Regions from separate parts of the Homo sapiens genome. Here regions 1, 2, 3 and 5 are each linked to region 4. A link is a contact called in ENCODE Hi-C or POLR2A ChIA-PET data. All regions are on one chromosome and are shown on one strand. Each heading gives the region's core, a stretch centred on a gene start or an enhancer-like site at or near the end of the contact. The rest is flanking DNA. Distances are from core to core; before and after follow the strand shown.

Evidence for each region. A loop is a pair of places that touch in the nucleus more often than their neighbours do. ChIA-PET counts read pairs that join two places held with the same protein, here RNA polymerase II (POLR2A). Pooled maps may share reads with other maps.
Region 1: a loop to region 4 is called in a map of CD8-positive, alpha-beta T cell, with 12 times the contacts of the local background. The contact joins the promoter of CHTF18 here to the promoter of UBE2I in region 4. A Hi-C loop is called at or near these places in 1 of 168 maps with a recorded cell type or tissue (CD8-positive, alpha-beta T cell), 4 of 37 single-sample maps with no recorded cell type and 10 of 50 pooled maps.
Region 2: a pooled map shows a loop between it and region 4 (34-fold over the local background). The contact joins the promoter of LINC00235 here to the promoter of UBE2I in region 4. A Hi-C loop is called at or near these places in 1 of 37 single-sample maps with no recorded cell type and 11 of 50 pooled maps. POLR2A ChIA-PET finds 5 or more read pairs at or near these places in 1 of 52 experiments (activated CD8-positive, alpha-beta memory T cell).
Region 3: a pooled map shows a loop between it and region 4 (8-fold over the local background). The contact joins the promoter of ZNF598 here to the promoter of UBE2I in region 4. A Hi-C loop is called at or near these places in 6 of 50 pooled maps. POLR2A ChIA-PET finds 5 or more read pairs at or near these places in 3 of 52 experiments (GM12878, PC-9 and WTC11).
Region 5: a loop to region 4 is called in a map of CD4-positive, alpha-beta T cell, with 35 times the contacts of the local background. The contact joins the promoter of RAB40C here to the promoter of UBE2I in region 4. A Hi-C loop is called at or near these places in 1 of 168 maps with a recorded cell type or tissue (CD4-positive, alpha-beta T cell), 5 of 37 single-sample maps with no recorded cell type and 10 of 50 pooled maps. POLR2A ChIA-PET finds 5 or more read pairs at or near these places in 1 of 52 experiments (Caco-2).

What each region holds. Positions count from the first base shown.
Region 1 is chr16:787,370-790,755 of GRCh38, reverse strand. It overlaps CHTF18 (chromosome transmission fidelity factor 18), which reads right to left and starts at 2,136. Exons shown (of 22, transcript NM_022092.3): 1 at 1,981-2,136; 2 at 1,631-1,825; 3 at 1,396-1,546; 4 at 1,041-1,209; 5 at 487-579; 6 at 357-409; 7 at 90-231. The coding sequence starts at 2,071. It overlaps RPUSD1 (RNA pseudouridine synthase domain containing 1), which reads left to right and starts at 2,375. Exons shown (of 6, transcript NM_058192.3): 1 at 2,375-2,500; 2 at 3,012-3,200; 3 at 3,279-3,386. The coding sequence starts at 3,019. RefSeq lists silencers at 1,843-1,902, 2,083-2,542, 2,563-2,652 and an enhancer at 3,102-3,386.
Region 2 is chr16:526,145-529,894 of GRCh38, reverse strand. LINC00235 (long intergenic non-protein coding RNA 235) reads left to right here and starts at 2,488. Exons shown (of 1, transcript NR_024121.1): 1 at 2,488-3,048. CAPN15 (calpain 15) reads right to left here and starts at 2,183. Exons shown (of 14, transcript NM_005632.3): 1 at 1,866-2,183. RefSeq lists an enhancer at 3,063-3,624.
Region 3 is chr16:2,007,511-2,011,099 of GRCh38, reverse strand. ZNF598 (zinc finger protein 598, E3 ubiquitin ligase) reads left to right here and starts at 1,279. Exons shown (of 14, transcript NM_178167.5): 1 at 1,279-1,362; 2 at 1,364-1,475; 3 at 1,477-1,576. The coding sequence starts at 1,353. LOC124903626 (a long non-coding RNA gene) reads right to left here and starts at 1,215. Exons shown (of 2, transcript XR_007064941.1): 1 at 998-1,215; 2 at 512-792. RefSeq lists enhancers at 921-1,080, 605-1,553, 3,453-3,589 and silencers at 1,161-1,380, 1,471-1,900, 1,911-1,980.
Region 4 is chr16:1,307,998-1,311,925 of GRCh38, reverse strand. It overlaps UBE2I (ubiquitin conjugating enzyme E2 I), which reads right to left and starts at 2,290. Exons shown (of 7, transcript NM_003345.5): 1 at 2,153-2,290. RefSeq lists enhancers at 1,169-1,780, 2,482-2,721 and silencers at 1,752-1,941, 2,142-2,441, 2,932-3,221.
Region 5 is chr16:588,234-591,979 of GRCh38, reverse strand. It overlaps RAB40C (RAB40C, member RAS oncogene family), which reads right to left and starts at 1,914. Exons shown (of 6, transcript NM_021168.5): 1 at 1,547-1,914. The coding sequence starts at 1,688. RefSeq lists silencers at 1,704-2,023, 2,114-2,233, 2,304-2,353, 2,364-2,423, 2,744-3,053 and enhancers at 2,398-3,271, 3,394-3,593.

The DNA of each region.
Region 1 (3,386 bases), core at 887-3,386, 520 kb after region 4:
GATTGGCTGTGCAAAAATCACTGGGCCCAGGTTCTTCCATCTTGGGAACAGAGGAAGCCAGCCACACTTGAGTGAGAACAAGACCTCACGTCATCACTGAGCAGCTCCGTGTAGTGGCGGGGTGCAAACTCATCCACCCAGAGGCAGTGACTGGAGGCGTCTTGACCGTCAGTCGGCTCCTCCTCAGGGGCCCCCAAGGGCTGGGCTGCCTCCTCCTCCCCCGACCTGAGACTGGAGAGGACCACGTCCTGAGCCACAAACAACTCGCAGGGACCATGCCAACCCACACGCTAGGAGCTAGGAGTTGGTGCAAGAGCCAACAAGGGTCCCCAGGGCGGAAGGGCCAACCAAGTCACCTGTGCAGGGTGTCTGAAAGCTTCTGGGCCTCCTGAAGCAGCCGCTCCCGCCGCTGTGCAAACAACAGGCTGGAATCAGGAGGGCTCAGGCGGCCCCGCCACCGCCCCCCAGCAAACCCGCAGCCCCTACCTCGCCGTCGACCTGCTTCTTCAGGGAGGCTAAGGACACACCCAGCAGGTCCAGCTGGCCACCGCCTCGCCATGGGACGTGGAGGAGAGAGCCCTGTGGGGAAGGGAGGACAATTGCCTCTGGGCCCCTCCTAGGTCACAGGATTCACGTCAGCCCCCATCAGTGCTCAGGGACCCGGGTGGGACAACCCCAGTAAGCTGGCCAGTGAGGGGTGGGAGACTGGACAGGGGTGCCAAAGGAATGAAGCCATCCAGATGGGTCAGCTGCAAAGGGAAATTGGGGGCAGCTTTAGGAGAAAGGAGGAAAGGGCAAAAGCAGGAGGGGAAGCAAGGAGGCCCTCTCCACCCGAGGCCATACAAACAGGCTGGACAGCAACCTGCTGTGGGGAGGCTGTGTCCTCTAAGTCTACGCCCCATGACGCAGCCTCCCCCTCTGCACCCCTGGGGCTCTGCACAGGACCCGCTTTAAGCAAATGGCAGGGGTGAGGGGCTCCAAGGACCCTTTCCTGAGCAGCACTGGCCCACCCACCGTGCAGGAAGGCCACAGCCACGCACCTGCACCCCCGGGGCCATGGGGTCAGCACGCAGCACCAGATAAGCCCGGACGCCCTCCGTGGATGTCACGTGGACGTAGTCCTCCAAGATGGGGGGCCGCCTCAGGACGGGATTGCGGGCAGCTGGTGAGGCCCGTGTGAGACCCACGTCGGCAGCAGCTTCTGAGACTCTGGAGAGAGACCGGGGCTCAGTGGCAGAAACTCAAGCGTGGGGTCACCCTTGGATATGGGTGTCCGAGACTGCTCTCAGCCATGGAACCCTCCCCACCCCCCAGGCCTCATCCAGGGCACGGGATGGGCTCCATCTGAGTCCCACTGGACAGATGGGATGGGACGCCCATGTCCAAGCCACACACCCGTGGCCCCAAAGCTCTGCGAGGTCCTCAGGGCTCGGCGGCGGGGTGATGTCCGTCGGCGAGGAGTCGGGAGGGGGCGGCTCCTCCATCTCCTCCGATCTGAAGTTCAGCCTCTTGACCACCTGCAGCCTAGGCCGTTTGATCCTGGGGGCTGGGGGAGACACATGCAGGGAACCAGAGGCCTCCTCAGCCTCGCGCCCACTCCGGAGGCCCTGGGGCAATGCCGCCAACCTACCGTGGGGCAGGGACCCGGCCGGCTGCAGGTCGGCGTCCACCTGCCTCTTCCTGGCGCCGCCCTGGCTGCTGCCCACAGATGCGGCTGGGGCGGGACTGGAGGCCGCGTCCCCTCTGGCAAGGGCCTCCTCGAACGTCCGCGGGGGTCGGCCCGCGGTGAACAGGGGGACCCCGGAGGGCGACGGAGTCGACGCCCCTGCTGGGAGAGGAGATTGTCAGCGGCCGCCCCGAGACAGCAGATCCCGCCAGCGGCGACGTGGAGGCCCCTTCGGCCCCCGGCACGCCCTCCCCGAGGTCGCCACTGTCCCGGCTTTCGCAGCTCCTCCCCAACGGCCGGGGGCCGCGCCCCACCTTCCAGCTCTGCCAGCACCTCCAGCTCGGCCGCGAACTGGTTGTGGAAATCATCCTCGACGCCGCACAGCTCCTGCTCGTAGTCCTCCATACCGTCCGCGAGCCCGAGCTCCCGCTCCGAACCTCCCGCGCCGCCGCCGCCGTCGCGCACTGCCCGCCCCGAGCGTGCCGGGCGCCGCCAATCAGCAGCCGGCGTGCCCGGCGGCGCGCGCCATTGGTTGGCGTGGCGGAGGCGGGGCTGCGCGAGGGGTGGGCGGGGCGAGTTCCTGCTCCGCAGCCCCCGCGTCCTGTCCTGGGGAGCTCGCCATTGGCCGCCGCAGCCGCCCTTCCGCGGCGGGGGCGGGCCGGGGGCGGGCCGGGGGGGGGGGCGGGGCTGCGCGCGCAGCGGTGCAGGGCGGAAGCGCTGCCAGGCGTCCGGAGCGGAGCTTCCAGGGTCTCTGGGTCGCCAGCGCGCGGGCGCGCGGCTGGAGCCGGCGCCGGGCACGGCATCGGGGGCCTGGACTGCACGGCCCGGCAGCAGGTTGGTCTTGGCGTGGGCGTGGGCGCGGGAGGGGCTCGGAGCCAGGGTCGGCCTGCCCACCGGGCCTGTGCGGGGCGCGGGTCTGCGCGGACTGCGGGGAGCGAGGAGGCCCCAGCCCTAACCCGCGCTGCGGGCAGACCTGGCTGCCGGGCCTGGTAGTGCTGCAGCCCCTCCCCGCCCCCACCGTCGGGCAGAGGCATTCACGTGCATCCCCTGGAGGGGAGGGTCTGTGGGGAGGATCTGTGGGGCAGGTTTGGAACGGGCTCTTTCTCCAGGCTTAGGTCAGGCAGGGCCCTTCAGGTCAGCCCGGAGCAGGCTGACTCCTTGACTCCCCAGCTGACGCCCTGGGGACTGATCTCGGGGACTGAGGATGCAGGTGCACAGTAGGGCTGCGGACCCGGCTCGGTGGCTTCGCACCGGAGCCCGGGTGGGGCGGTGCGGGTACCTCTGTATGCTGGGCTGGGGGCGCACCACGTGCTCACAGCACACGCACCCACGCGTGGCTCGGCAGGCCGGCCATGGAGCCAGGCAGCGTGGAGAACCTGTCCATCGTGTACCGGAGCCGCGACTTCCTGGTGGTCAACAAGCACTGGGACGTTCGCATTGACAGCAAGGCGTGGCGGGAGACTCTGACCCTGCAGAAGCAGCTGCGGTACCGCTTTCCCGAGCTGGCCGACCCTGACACCTGCTACGGGTTCAGGTAGGGGGGGCGGCCGGAGCCCCACGGTGGCGTCTGTGGAGGAAAGTGGCTCAGACTCTGGACTCTGTCCCACTCCAGGTTCTGCCACCAGCTGGATTTCTCCACCAGCGGGGCGCTGTGCGTGGCCCTAAACAAGGCAGCCGCCGGCAGCGCGTACAGGTGCTTCAAGGAGCGGCGCGTGACCAA
Region 2 (3,750 bases), core at 1,239-3,738, 780 kb after region 4:
GTCTTATGAGGAAACCACCCAAGCCCACCCTCCGTGTCTCCTGTCATTTCAGCCTCACGGTCCAGGGCCGAGTGGCCACCCAGGACAGACACAGACCTGACAAGTCACCAGCCTTCCTGGGTTTCTGTCACTGTTTTTCAAAGACCCCAAGCTGTTTTGTTTAATGATGTCGTCCTCCTTCTCAGCACCTGTCCACGCCTGTTGCCATGAGTAGAGGCATCACACCGCGGGCCAGAGGGCTGGACCAGGGGCAACTCGGCCACCAACGGCCGAGTTCTTCACTGAGCGGCTCAGGCCCATGAACAACACCTGTGGTTCCGGAGGATTTTCCGGGCAGCAGAATCCTTCCCTCCAATTGCCTCGTGTGAACTGGTGGAACCAGCAGGAGGGAGAGACCAGGCGCTCAGCCTCCCTCGGCCCCTCCCCTGCCATGAACAGCTGTCTCCAGCTTCGGTTCCTCACCTGTGGCACTGGGGTTACCGGAGTGCTGCCCAAGGCCAGGGCAAGAAGCAAGTGAGGGGTGCCCGGAGAGAGAGCCAGCAGGGCTTGAGGCTGTCACACAGATGCAGCATTACAGGGGACCAGCCACTTCCTGCTCTCAGAGACCACGGTCTGTGGAGGCCCAGACAAGAGGCCCTGCGCAGTTATGCAGTTACTGAGCCTCGGGCTCTCCTGGGGACTCAGAGGTCACTGGCTCCTCTGCCAATCAAGGAGCTCTGGAGAGCCTCAGACACAGACAGAAGCAGGAAAAAGAGGGGTGCTCCTCCCGCAAGCAGAAGGACCTCGGAGGAGGCAAGGCACACCCAACCCAAGGCCAGGCCAAGCTGGTTTCCTGCAGGACCTGCCTCCCCCAGACAGGCCAGAAAAACAATTTCTCTTGCCCCACTTCACAGTTGAGAAGTCACTCAGAACCGGAAGGGAGAATCACCCCTATATCCTTGCCCAGCCCCAGACTCTGGAAACGCGGAGGCAATTACGGGGCACTCCCACACTGAACTGTGACTCACGTTTCCGCACCCCTCAGACCTGGGCAGAGGAAGAGATCCGGGTTTCCCGAAGGAGAAGCACACAACTCTTCAGCACCCAACGGAGTCCCAGTCTTCCCCACTGGCCCCACACACCCAGGCCTGGCCTCAGGTTCTGGGCCTCACCATTGCTTTCCGGGTCTTGTTACCTGCAGTCCGGTAACAAACTCCAGAGCAGTAAGGGGGCCCCGAGAGCTCGCCCGGCCAGGGCCAGCTGACCACACAAGAGTTCCCCCGGTCAGGACTAGAGGGGCCCCTTCTGCAGCCAGCGGGAGGACAGCAGATTTGCAACTTCCCAGCTGGTGCCGCAGCAGCCCCAGAGGAACACGGAAGAGAACACTGGCATGGCTGGCACAGACGGGGCTCCCGCCAGCCCCTCCACGCCAGGTGGCCGCCCCCAGGCCGTTCCCCAAGTGAGGGGAGTGATGCCCGCACCAAGCACAACATCCCTAAGGCGGCCAGGACCGCACGATGGGCCCGGATATAAGGGCACTCAAGGGCAGGCAGGGCCGAGGCCGCCTCCGGTGTGCGCGGCCCCCGGGGCTGGCCTCAAGTGACCCACATGGCCCAGGTCCCTGCCGACTTCCCGCCTTCCTCTGGGTTCCTCTGCGAAGCATCGCCCAGCCCTGGCCCCCACCAGCCTGGAGGCGCCAGCGGGCGGCGGGCTGACCCCACTCCGGGGGCCCTGCCGTCCCTGCCCTGGCTCGGAGCCCGGCGCGCCCGGCCCCCGAGGCCTCCTGCGCCCCGCCGAGCCCGCGCTCCCCGCCGCCCTCCGGGCCCGCGCTCCCCGCCCGGGGTCCCCGGCTGGGCGCCCGGCCGGGCCCGGCCGACGGGACTCACCTCCACAGCCCGGCGGCGCCGCCTCGTCCTCGCGGCCCGGGCAGCGCGGCCCCGGCCCCCGGGCCCGCTCGCCCCCGCCGGCCGATCCACAACTTCTGCCTCCGGAGAGCGGCGGGGCCCCTCTCGCCGCCGGCCGCGCTGCCCGGACGGCCTCCCGCTCCTCAGCCGCGGGGCGCCCCGACCCGGCTCCGGCCCCGGCCCCTGCCCGCGTCCGGCGCCCGCCTTACGCTGCCTTCGTAGCGTAGCGCCCGGCCCGGGCCCCGCGGCTACGGCGCGCCCGGGGCGCACGCGGCGCTGTGAATCGCGCGCCCGGACTACGGCTCCCACAGGGCTGCGCGGCGCCGACGGGGCGGAAGCTCGGGGCGGTGCCTGCGCGAGGCAGGCCGGGAGTTGTAGTCCTCGGGTGGCGCCCTCCCAGTCCGCCGACCGCCCGGGCCACTTCTCCTGCCCTCGCTGCTGGAGACGGCCGGGCCCGAGGCCTCGGTCCCCGGGAGGCGCCGCGCTCCAGGATTATCAGGGAGTGGGGCGGCCCGAGGAGGAGCTGGAACTACAACTCCCAGAGGGCCTTGCGAGGGGCACGGAGGGGCGGGGCCTGCAGCCGCGGCGTCTGCGCATCAGCGGCGTCACAGACGCGTGGGGCTCGCGGGGAGCCGGGCTGGGGCCGTCCGTGTCCCGCGGGGCTCTGGGCGGCCGCTCGACCGAGGACCCACGACTCCGCCCCGACCCCGCCGTGTTCGCGAGACCCGGAGACCCCTTCGCGCCTTCCAGGACCGCCCCTTTCGCGACGCTGCGTGCTGTGCTTGGTCCTGGCGGCCAAGAGCGGCGGTGGCAAGGGGACCGCCCTGGCCCGAGACGCGGCCTGGCCTCGCAGCGTCGCTTGGGCACAGCCTCTCTAGGCCCCTTCGTCCTCGGTCGCGGAGGGACGCCATTAAACGGCCACGCCGGGCTCAACTGGGACGCGGCCCACGGCGCCCAACCAGGGCCTGGGGGAGGGAAGCCGGGGCGACTCCTGGGTCCTTCCAGGACCCTTGCGCAGGCCTCATTCTCTCCCCGGAGGTCCCCTTCCCGCTGCCCTGAGGCCACTCTCCTGCCAGCAGCTGCTGGGCCGGCTCTCGGGAGAATGCCTTGGCGTCAAGCTTATCAGGCTGCAGGGCGGGACGCGAGTGCTGAGGGCAGCCAGACTCCCGCTCTTAGGTGCACTTGAGGAGCCTGAGAAGGCAGTGGCTCTGCGGGAGAGGGAGACACAGGAGCAGGGCTGGTCCGCCGAGATTCCGGAGAGACGGTTGTGGGCCGATTCTGTGGCGAGATTTACAAGTGGGAGGTTGGGTGACGATTGCTCCTGGGCCAGAAAATCTAAGCCAGTCTCAGCAAGACCTACAAGGCCAGGGCCAGTGCTCCTCAGAGGATATTCATGCTCCAGGAAAGCCAAGGATGGGCCTCCGTCATGCTGAGATGCCGCAGCAGGGACACCTGTGTCCCACGTGGAGCTCGGCTTCTAGCTGCAGTCAGTGCAGAAGCTGGCAGGAGGGGTTTATTTCTGTCCTCGGAAGCTTTTGGTAAGGACACTTCATTCCTGTGTCTTGGACACCTCCCCCTAGGTCTGCTGCCCCCTCTGTGGAGACAGGCAGGGCAGCTGGATGTGCCGTTTGTTCCCAGACTATATCCATGCCAAAGCATCCCAAGGGCAGGAAATGTGTCCCCGGGGGCCAGTGGGGGTCTGGGGGCACAGAGGGCTGCAGAGTGAGAGCTGGCTCTCCTCTCTGCAACTTGGACAAGGCTCTGGGACCCTGTCCTCCCCAGCTTCCTCACCTGCATGGCAGGATACTGGCCAAGTGTGGCTTTCGAACCACAGGAGAGGGTGCAGTCAAGGCCTCACTCAGGGACC
Region 3 (3,589 bases), core at 30-2,529, 700 kb before region 4:
CCTCACGGTTTCAAGAGATTCTACTGCCTCAGGCTGCCGAGTAGCTGGGACTACAGGCACATGTCACCACGCCCGGCTAATTTTTGTATTTTTAGTAGAGATGGGGTTTCACCATTTTGGTCAGGCTTGTCTCCAATTCCTGACCTCAGGTGATCCCAACCTCCCAAAGTGCTGGGATTACAGGCGTGAGCCACCACGCCCGGCCTAAAAATTTTTTTTGTGGAGATGGAGCCTGACTGTGTAGGCCAGGCTGGTCTCAAATTCCCAGGCTCCAGCAATCCGGGCCACCCAGCCTCCCAAACTGCTGGGATTACAGGCTTGAGCCACTGTGCCTGACAGCTTTTTTCAAGTGGCAAAATTGGGGTTTCAAGCCCATTTGTGTCTGTTTCTAAAGTCCAAGTTCACTGGGCATGGATCACTTGAGCCCAGGAGGTTGAGGCCTCAGTGTGCTGTGATCGTACCACTGTGTTACAGCAAGAGCAAGACCCGGTCTCAAATAAAGTAAGTAAAGTTCAGGCTCATTGATACAATTTACTGCCTCTTTTCCAGTAGGGTTTAGATCTGGACCTGCCTTCTGGATGGCAGAGGGAGGGAGGTCCTGAGTGTGCCTGGCCCTCAAGGGTAGGGAGGAGGCCCTGTTACTGCAGCATCCATCCAAACACGTCCTGTGCTGGGCCCAGCGTAAAGAGGACAGGTTCCGTTCGTGCCTTCCAGAGGCCCCTTCTGGGCAGGCCTGGCGAGACTGCCCTGGGCTGCGAGATGGACGTCACCACGTGCTGCCTTTCACGTTGTCTTTCATGTAGGGATTTAAACAGGGCATTAGGGAAGTGGAGGCGGGACCACGCTTGTGTGTGTTCCAAATACCAGAGACCGGTTTCCTAATAAGGTGGCCAGATTTAGCAAATACAAATACGGCAGGTCCACTTAAATGTCAATTTCAGATAAGGAGCAGCATTTTAGTATGAGCCTAGCCCATCAATATTTGGGCTATACTTACACTAAGACATGACCCCTTGTTCATCTGAGATGCAAACCAGTTGTGCCGTGTTTCATCTGACAACGCCAGTTCGTGGAGCCCGGCGAGTGTTGACGTGACACGCGTGGCCCAGAGGAGCCCGGGGCTGGCCGCGTGGCCGCGCGGACCTTCGAGCGGTCGGCTCATGGTAGAGCGGCCTCTATCAGGGCCACCGCTCTAGCCGGCGCCGCGCTGAGGCGGAAGTCGCGACGCGCACTTGCGCCGGGCGGGCCCGTTGCTGGGTGGGGCGGTGACGTTTGCCCGGAAGGGGCGGGCCCGCCGGGAGCCAGGCCGCTCGGCGCCACGACCGGCCGAGAGGGGGGCCGGATCCCGGACCATGGCGGCGGCCGGGGGGCGCCGAGGGGCGGCGCGCGGACATGGAGGCGGAGGCGGCGGCAGCTCCTGAGCGGGGAGGCGGGAGCTGCGTGCTGTGCTGCGGAGACCTGGAGGCCACGGCGCTGGGGCCGCTGCGACCACCCGGTGTGCTACCGCTGCTCTACCAAGATGCGGGTGCTCTGCGAGCAGCGCTACTGCGCCGTGTGCCGCGAGGAGCTGCGCCAGGTGCGGGGCGCCGGGGGCGCGGCCCGGGGGCAGCGGGGCTCCCGGCGACCGGATGGGGACTTTGCCTCACTGAGGTCCGGCCGTGGGCCCGGCGGCGCCGGCTTCCGAGAGAGGCCTGGTGGGGCCACCCAGGGCGGGGTCCCGGCCGTGCGGCTGACGGCGGGGCGTTGGGGCTTGGAGGCCGGAGGCGGCCGAGCGGGTTGCAGGAGGGGGCAAGCCCTGTGGGGACAGCCTGGGGACTTCCCCCGTGTCCCGGGGGTTCCTGCCGGGCCTCAGGAAGGGTCCTGATCAGATGGAGAACTCGGTGACCTGCTCGTCTTCAGGAGTTTATTTTCCAGGGTCCTCCATTCGAGGAAACAAGGCAAGGGGGACTCTGCGGAGGCCATCCGTCCTGGAAGCAGGGCGTCAAACTCTGGGCATTCTCAGCCCAGCTGTGTTTCTGGGCCCCCATTGGATGACCCTGAGCAAACTCCTTCCGAGACTGACGTTTTCCTCTGTGGAGTGGAGGTGACACTAGCCTCGGAAGGAGACCTGCCCGTCGGAGGGGAAGGCCCCCTCGCGCTTCTTGGCGGGAAGGGAGAAAAGTGTTAGGAAGTTGTCCTCCTCCTCGCCGCCGCCCCCCGCCTTTGGCGCTCATCTCCGCAGTGAATGGGAGACGTTTTTGACTGTACAGACTTGGAAGCCGTGGAGGGGTCAGAGGGTACCATGCAGCGTTCCTCCACCCTCACTGCACTGCCAGCTGCTGGCTGTGGGCACCTGGCTGGAGCCCGTTGGTTTGCTGAGCTTAGAGATTTGTTTGCTTCCAGCATTGTGAAATTCCCCCGGTTTGTTCATAGAAGGCTTCGGCTGGTGACATCTGCCAGGAATCTAACTTTCTTCTCCCCAGAAGTGATGCAGAGCAGTATTGAGGTGTAGGTTCTTTCTTTTTTTCCTTTTCTTTCTTTAAGTAGACGTTTACATCAAAGGAGTTGAAGAGATGCTGCAATTCTCTGAGCAATTTGTGGGCTTATAGTCTGTGCCCTTTTTGGAAAAAGACATTTGGAGATTCTATCAGTCTGTCATGTGACAGGAGGAGGCCGACCCAGACCCCGGGGAGATCTGGGGTGCAGGAACAGTCACAGAGGACCTTGGCCCGTGGCTTCCTCAGGGCGCTTCCTGGCTTTGCCAGGGCCTGCCTTGCCAGCCAGTCCTGCATAGCATGACCTCACTCTCCAACAGCTAGGTTTCCCAGCACACCTGTAGCTTCCTTCCGGAAAGAAGACGCTAAGGAGTTCTTGGCACGTGAGGTCCCGACCCAGGCTGCAGGTCTGATGCAAGACATGAGTGAACATCTGCGTATGCTTACTGTGGCAGCCTCTGCCCGCTCTCATTCCTTGTAGGCCCCACGCCCTCCAGGAGCTCTGTGGCTGGGGGCTGCGGACATGAGCTGTCAGCCGGGGTGTGGTTTGGCACTGGGTGCCCCCAGCCGGCTTCCTCTAGGGCCTACCCCGCCTTACTGGGCTGAAGGAGGGGCTCCTGGAAAGTTTGCTGTTTGCTGGTCTCCTCTCCTTTGCATTCGTTCTATTTTCTTCCCATCTTGAGCTTGCCGCCTCACTCTAGTCTCCTTTTTCCTTACTGAGTTCAGCACCATCCCCTGAATATATTCTGTGTCCCATGCGTGCTCAGGAATTCCCACTGCAACCCTCAACTCCTGAACCCTGGCGTTGCCTTGGCCTCCCTTATGGGACTAAGGTTTTGCGAAAATTGTGAGGAAAGTGTCCAGGATGCCGTGTGGAATCGGCTGGCTCCATGTGCTTGTTAGTTCCACACACCTGGACCCAGGCCTTCCCTGTGGAGGCTGCAGCTGCTGCTCAGGCCAGGAGCCAGATGGGCCTGACCCCTGGCAGGTGCTCAGGGTGGAAGCCGAGGCAGGCTCCCCTCCGTGGGAGGTGGGGGCGCTGGTCTTGGCCATGGCTGACAGAGGTCCTGGGGTGGTGGAGCCCCACGTTCTGGGCCTCTTTCCTGGCTGCGTCT
Region 4 (3,928 bases), core at 1,041-3,540:
ACTCCCACGTGGAGCAGCCCAGCTGCGACTTGAGGACTCACAGCTCTCGCTTCCCCAGCCCCAGGATGGGCTTCCTGAGTGGCCGCAGCCTGTGCCCGGTGCGGTGCAAAGCAGCCTGGCGAGTGGCCATTTCAAGGAGGCACGACCTCCCAGGTGCCCGGGGTCTGAGCGAGGCCAGGCATCAGGCAAGTCTCTGAAGCCTCAGGCCAGTGCTCCAGACACTGAAGGACCATGGGCAAGGCTATCCTCACAGCCAGGCAAGGCCAGGCCACAGAGAGGCCAGACGGGCCTGGGACCCTGCCACAGGCAGCCCTCCTGCTGAGGACTGGACAGAGCCGCCTAGAGGCCCCCGTCCCAGCACCTAGCTATTGCTGTCTCAGGTGTGAGAAGTCGTGAGGGGTGGTCCTGCGAGACCTCCTGCCAAGACCTGGCTGCTGCTGCTGTGTCCCCTGCCCCAAAGCACTCAGCACCACGGGGTGGTCTCACAGGCACTGCACCGCCAGGGCAAGGAGCCACAGGTGCACACCCACCGTGTCCCAGACAGAAGCCAGGCCCCTCCCCCTGCACCCCCTCCTACTGGCCTTCTGGAGAAAGCGGCCAATCTGTTACAATGTAATCACAACACAGATCAAGCGTTCAAAATTCCGCTGAAAATCGAATTTGCCCTTCCAAATTCACAGATAGGCACTTAGTGAACGGCTAGTAGTTACTAAACGCTTCAGAGCAAGAAACTTTTATGATGCAAAGACAAAAACAACCCTCATCTATTAGAGCCAGGCAAGGCCCAGACACTGCAGAAACGGGGACAGGGCCGGGCACTCCAGGAGCGGCCCGAAAGTCTGCCTTCTGTCCTCCTGCTGGGCGCCCGCAACCGGCTGAGCTTTAGCTTCTCGGATCACCGCCTTGCTCTGCTGGTTGACAGCACCGACTTCAGAGCAACTTCCTGGCTGAGGGTGAGCAAAGCACTCACCTCCCACAACTCCACCGCACTGATCTCCACAACGGGTGGTCGCCACGACAGGCTGGCACAAGAAGCCTTTAAAGGCCCTCCTGCACCCAAATGCAAACTCTCCCAGGCTTGGGGAGGTATTCCCTTCTGCAAGACCCAAGCACCTGCAGTCGGGAGACGCTTACCTGGCCGCACCTGATCTGCCCCAGGCCCCGAGAATGTTTCTGAAGCAAGATCCCAAACCCTGAGACACCATACAAGCGCACACCAGCAATCACCCAGTGGCCTAGGGAACGGACCTCTCTGAATGAGCAATCAGGGCAAACTGAGGATCCGTCCCGTCTTCCGTTGCATAGGTTCTCTACCCAAAGGCAACGTTTCTTGAAGAGCAAGAAACACTTGGGGTAGGTCCTGTAAAAGGAAACAAACCGAACTCCCCAAAGACAGGCACTTTGCAAACAGAGAAACTAAGCGTAACTTCCAATTATACAAACAAAACCACTTCATTCTGCGATTCAAGCGTGACTACAGGCCACGATCACAAGCCCAACTAATCATTCCCTTACATTCCTCCTACGCACGTTAACTACCAGAACCAACTACTATTCAACCGATAAAAAGAGATGTCCAAAACAGAATAAAACTCCCCCTCCAGCGAGGCGCTCACGTTCAGGGCCCCAGCAAGCGCCAGCGGAGCATCTTCAGAGGCACAAGAAAACTTACACTTGTTTTGGTTTTAAGGCACCGAAAACAAGCCCGCTCGCCGGCCCCCACCCCCGCGAGCCAGCGATGTTGCAATCCAAGACTCTCCCCCCGCGGCCCATCCTATCCGTCCGCGGGGCGACCGTGACCCCGGAAGCCGCTCCCCGCGCAGGAGGAAGGCGCGGCCTCGCGGGGCCCCGGCTGCAGGTGGCTGCCCCGGCCCCGCGCCAGGCGCACCTCGGGGGCGAAGTGGGGGAGCCCCGGCCCCGAAGGCCTGCGGCGGCCCGGCCGCTCGGGCCGCAGCCCAGCGGCGCCAGCAGCGCGGACCGAGCCGGCGCCGAGCGCGGGGCCTCTCGGGCTCCCCGGAAAGCTCGGCCGCGGCGCGGGGCCCGGCTCGGCGGGGCGGGGCGCGGGGCAGTCGGGGGCCCGGGCCCAACAGGAGTAGAGGCCTCGGCCCGACCCCCGCCCCGCGGCCCCGGCCCGGCCCCCGCACGCGCTCACCTCGGGCGGCCGCAGCCCCGGCGAGCGTAGCGGACAGGTGGAGGACCGAGCGGGGCGGCGGCGGCGGCGCTTCCCTTTGTCTCGGGACTTCCCTCCGGAGCCCGCTCCGCGCGCAGCCAGAGCAGCTCCGAGGACCCTGGCGCGGGCGGGGCGCGCGGGGCGGGGCCTAACGCGGGGCTGCCCTCTGCACGCCTGCCTCGCGCGCCGCTCCTGCCGCCCGGCCCCGAGCGCCTCCCGCGCCGCCGAGCGCTCCCCGTTGCCCGCGCCCCGCCGCCGCGCGCCCGCGCCCCGGGTCCGCCCCAGGAGCCCGGCCGGGGGGCGACTTTCCAGTCAGGCGGCGCCCTGGACACCTACGCCCTTAAAGGAGCCGCGTCCCCGATGTGAGGGAGCGTCTGTAAACTCCCCTTCGGGCTGCCCGCGTCCACCCGAGGACACGCCGGCAAGCAGCGGGGGAAAAAGGAAGCCGAGATCTCCAAAGGCTCCCCGGATGCCTGGCGGTCACCTCTCCAGCCACAGGTCCCGGAGGTTTCCTTGGGGTCAGGTCCTGGGGCCGGGGGTCAAAGACCACTGAGGCCTAAGGATCCTCTGAAGCGTCGCAGGACGGTGACGCTCCCGCGAGTTCAGCGCCCTGTGAAACCCCTTGCAATTGGCCAGTTCGGGGCGGTAGGCGGGGACACCTTCTCATCCGCCCAATGAGCTGACCCCGTACAAAAGGCCGAATGCGAGCATGACCGACGGGAGGAGAAGTGTGGATGCTCCCTAAACCGGGGGCTGGCCCTGGGCCGGGGCGCGGGCGGGACGTGGGGGACCGCGAGCGGCGGGGGCGGGGCGAGCCCGTGGGGGAGGGGCGCTTCCGGTCCCCCCTCCCGCCCACGCAACAAGCAGGACCGGGTCGGGAGGCCCCCAGACCCGCGAGCGCGCGGGACAGTCCGTTCGCCAACGCGCGACCGTGCTGGCCCCCGGGCTCTCCCGGCCCCCCCGCCCGCATTTCGCCGACGGCGGGGCCGCAGCCAAGGTCACGGTGTCCGGGTGCTTGGGGACCGCGGGGAGTGACCACATTCATTCATTCCCTCCCTCACTCATTCATTCATTCCCTCCCCTACTCCGTCATTCCCTCCCTCACTCACTAATTCCCTCCCTCCCTCACTAATTCCCTCCCTCCCTCATTCATTCGATCCCTCCATCACTCAATCATTCCTTCCCTCTCTCACGCATTCCCTCCCTCACTTACTCATTCATTGCCACCCTCACTCACTCATTCCCTCCCTCACTTACTCATTCATTCCCACTCACTCATTCCCTCCCTCACTCACTCATTCCCTCCCTCACTCATTCCCTCCCTCACTCACTCATTCCCTCCCTCACTCATTCCCTCCCTCACTCATTCATTCCCTCCCTCACTCACTCATTCTCACTCTCACTCATTCCCGCCCTCATTCATTCATTCCCGCCCTCATTCATTCATTCCCACCCTCATTCATTCCTTCCCTCCCTCACTCATTCCCTCTCTCATTCATTCCCTCCCTCCCTCACTCACTCATTCCCTCCCTCACTGATTCCCTCCCTCACTGATTCATTCATTCCCTCCATCACTCATTCATTCCTTCCCTCACTCATTCCCTCCCTCACTCATTTCCTCTCTCATTCATTCATTCCCTCCCTCCCTCACTCATTCCCACTCTCACAAACTCATTCCCTCCCTCACTTACTCATTCCTCCCTCATTCATTCCCTCCCTCATTCGTTCATTCCCTCCCTCATTCATTCATTCCCTCCC
Region 5 (3,746 bases), core at 665-3,164, 720 kb after region 4:
GGCATGCTCAGGCAGGCAAGCCCCAGTGATGCCACCTATCTAGTGTATTTTAGCCATGCCACTGGAAGTTAAAAACAAACGTTCAGGCCAGGCGCAGTGGCTCACGTCTGTAATCCCAGCACTTTGGGAGGCCGAGGTGGGCAGATCATGAGGTCAGGAGATTGAGACCATCCTGGCCGACATGCTGAAACCCCGTCTCTACTAAAATACACACAACAAAATTAGCCGGGCGTGGTGGCATACACCTGTAGTCCCAGCTACTCGGGAGGCTGAGACAGGGGAATCGCTTGAACCCAGGAGGCGGAGGTTGCAGTGAGCTGAAATTGTGCCACTGCACTCCAGCCTGGCGACAGAGTGAGACTCCGTCTCAAAAAAAAAAAAAAGAAAGAAAAGAAAAGAAAACAAAACAAAACAAATGTTCAGTAACTCATTACAGAGGTATTTTCTTCTAGCACAAAGCGTTGACTCCCTCAGCAGTAAGCAAATACCTCAGGGGAACAGCGTGCCTATAAGGACCTGTCATCTGTGCACGCTCGAGACAGGGTCCCAAGAGCAGCCCAGCAGCACCTGCCACCAGACCTGGGTCCGTGACACCTTCCCCGGGCCCATGACACCTTTCCCCAGATCTATAACACCTTCCCTCGGACCCCAGATGATCCCAGACCCATGACACCTTCCCTTAGGACCATGATGCCTTCCCCCAGATCTATGACACCTTCCCTCAGACCCCAGATGATCCTAGACCCATGACACCTTCCCCTGAGATCCCAGACCATGACACCTTCCCTTAGGCCCATGACACCTTCCCCTGAGATCCCAGACCCATGACACCTTTCCCCAGATCTATGACACCTTCCCTCGGACCCCAGATGATCCCAGACCCATGACAGCTTCCCTTAGGACCATGATGCCTTCCCCCAGATCTATGACACCTTTCCTCGGACCCCAGATGATCCTAGACCCATGACACCTTCCTTTTGGCCCATGACGCCTTCTACCGGGACCATGACATCTTTCCCCGGACCCCAGATCCTGGACCCATGACACCTTCCCTCGGACCTATGACACCTTCTCCCAGACCCCAGATCCTGCACCCATGACACCTTCCCTCCGGCCCACGACACCTTCCCCCGAGCCCATGACACCTTCCCTCGGACCCCAGATGATCCTAGACCCATGACACCTTCCCCAGGCCCATGACACCTTCTCTAGGACCCATGACACCTTCCCCTGGGCTCCAGATCCCGGACCCATGACACCTTCCCCTGAGATCCCGGACCCGTGACACCGTCCCCCAGACCCCGGGTCCATGGCACCGTCCCCGCTGGGCGCGTCCCTCTGGTCCGTCCTCCTGCCCCCCGGCGTCACCTCGGGACTGGAGCACGGGCACCCCGCAGCCACCGAGCTACCGAGTCTGGAAGCCAGGCAAAGGCGTTCCTGGGAACGTTCGGCGGCGCTTGGAAGGGCCGGGCCGAGGGCGAGCTCCGTGCCCAGCTCGCCGGGCTCGGGCCCCGCGTAGCAGCGCGCGCCGCGGGCCGGGCCTTACCGTTACTGTAGGCGTACGGGGACTCTGCCGCGCCGTCCTGCAGGCTCTCCAGGATCTCGCCCTTGCCCACGTCGCTGTCGCCCACCAGCAGGAACTTGAGCAGGTAGTCGTAGCTCTTCACCGGACTGCCCTGCGAGCCCATGGCCGCGCCGCCTGCGCCCCGCGCCGGCCGCCTGCCGAAGCACCGCCGGGTGAGGCCGCGGCGTGAGAGAGCCCGCGCCCCGCACCTGCGCCCGTTGCGTCCGCCCCACGGCGGCCGAGTGGGCGCGCCCGAAGCCCAGCGCCGGCCCCGCCCCGCCCGCGCCCGGGCGCACCTCAGCCTCGCCGCCGCCCCGCCGCTTCCCGCACCACCAGGGCCGCCGCGCCGCCCCACCCCCGGCCGCGCCGCCGCCATTGGCCACCCTTCGCCCGCCCTCCCGAGCCCATTGGCCCACCCGCCCGTCCGTCACGACTTCCCCGCCCTCACGGCGTTCCACACGGCGCCGCCAGACCTCCGGTCGCACCGCCTCTTCACCACCCCGCCCTGCCTTCCCGTAGTCACCAGAGGTCGCCCGCCGCCCTCCTTCCCTCAGCCATTGGCCTGTCTGCACGTCTGTCATGACCGCCCCTCCCCCGCCTTTCCCACACGGCGTTGCGGAGACAGCGGACGCCTGCCTCATCGCCGTCGCCATTGGCCACTCGCCTCCTGCTTTCCCGGAACCATTGGTTCGATTATAAGTTCACCAAGATCATTCCCTTCCCTGCGGCTGCCTCCCAGAGAAATCCCAGAGCCGCCGGCCGCCCCGCCCCCGGCCCACAACGCCGTTGTCCTCGCCCGCCCCGTCGCCGGCGCCATTGGGTCGCTTGCATGTCCATCACGGCTCTGCTAACCCCGCCCCTTTCCTACACGCTCGCCAATCAGGGGCTCGGAAGTCCACGTTGTTTGTATCCGCCCCTTCAACGCGCGGACGGGCGGCAGGATGCAGGCGCGCCCGAGCCGAGGCGATGCGGCTGAGTCCGGGAAACGAAAGCCCCTCGCAGGCTGTGCCGCCTGCTTCCGCAGAACCCTCGGAGGGAGCGGCGGGGTGGCCCCGGGCGCGTCCTCTCTAAGGCGGTGCGGCCAATCGGCGCTCGATGAGGCGGAACTTCCTCTCCGGGGCAGGGGCGGGACTTCCGCCCGGCGGCGGCGGGGCGCACCGTTGGGTCACCAGTGAGTCTGCAAAGTCGCTGAGGTTCTGGGACAGCGCGGCGTCACCGAGCGTGAGCCTTCCGCCCGGGGACGCGGCCGCCACAGCTCGGGACGCGGGGAGCGCGGCCGGCGCGAGCTCAAGACCCGGCCCGACGTGCTCACTGCGGCAGCGGCGCCTCCTGGACGGGGACCCAGGGCCCGGACCGCGCTCTTCCCGGGGGCGCCGCCGAGCCCTCGTCCCTGCCGGGCCCGGCTGCCGCAGGTGCGTGGGCGAGCGAGGCGGCTGCGTCCGCGGGCCCCGGCGTGGGGTCGGGGGTTGAGTGGGCACGTGGTTCTTTCTGGGGTGACGAGAAGGTCCTACCGTCGTGGGGATGGTCCTGCCTCTCTCGGTGAAGTTACTCACTCGGAACGGGTGAGCTTTGTGATACGTGCTCTGCGTTCAGTAGCGCTGTTACAGTCGTAAGTAAAAGCAGTAACGTCAGCGCCGACCCAGCGCAGCCCTCTCCAGACCGGGTGCGGAGCCCGTCACGTCTGCCCCGCCGGCGAGGAGCAGAGCCCGGCAAGAACCCTCCTCCAGAGGGGCCCCGACCAGGGCTGTGCCTCCGGGAGCAGGTGCTGCTTACACAGAGGGACGCCAGGACGGGCAGCCCCACACCTCCAGTGACCTCCCGTCCCCCAGAGCTGAAGACATGGCCTGACTAAGCGGCGACCACATCGACGCACCAGTTTTTTCTTTTTTGAAACAGGGTCTCCCTTTGTCGCCCAGGCTGCAGTGCAGTAGCGCGATCTCGGCTCACTGCAGCCTCTACCTCCCCGGCACAAGCGATCCTCCAGCCTCAGCCTCCCGAGTAGCTGGGACTACAGGCGCCACCATGCCCGGCTACCTTTTGTATTTTTTGTAGAGATGGCGCCTTGCCAAGTTCCCCAGGCATTAACCCGGAAACAACCTGGCGGGTCAGGGAGAGCCTCTTCTGCTCAGAGGTCATTGTGCCCAGACTTGAGCCCTGGCTGTGAAGTCCCTGAGGCCCCTCA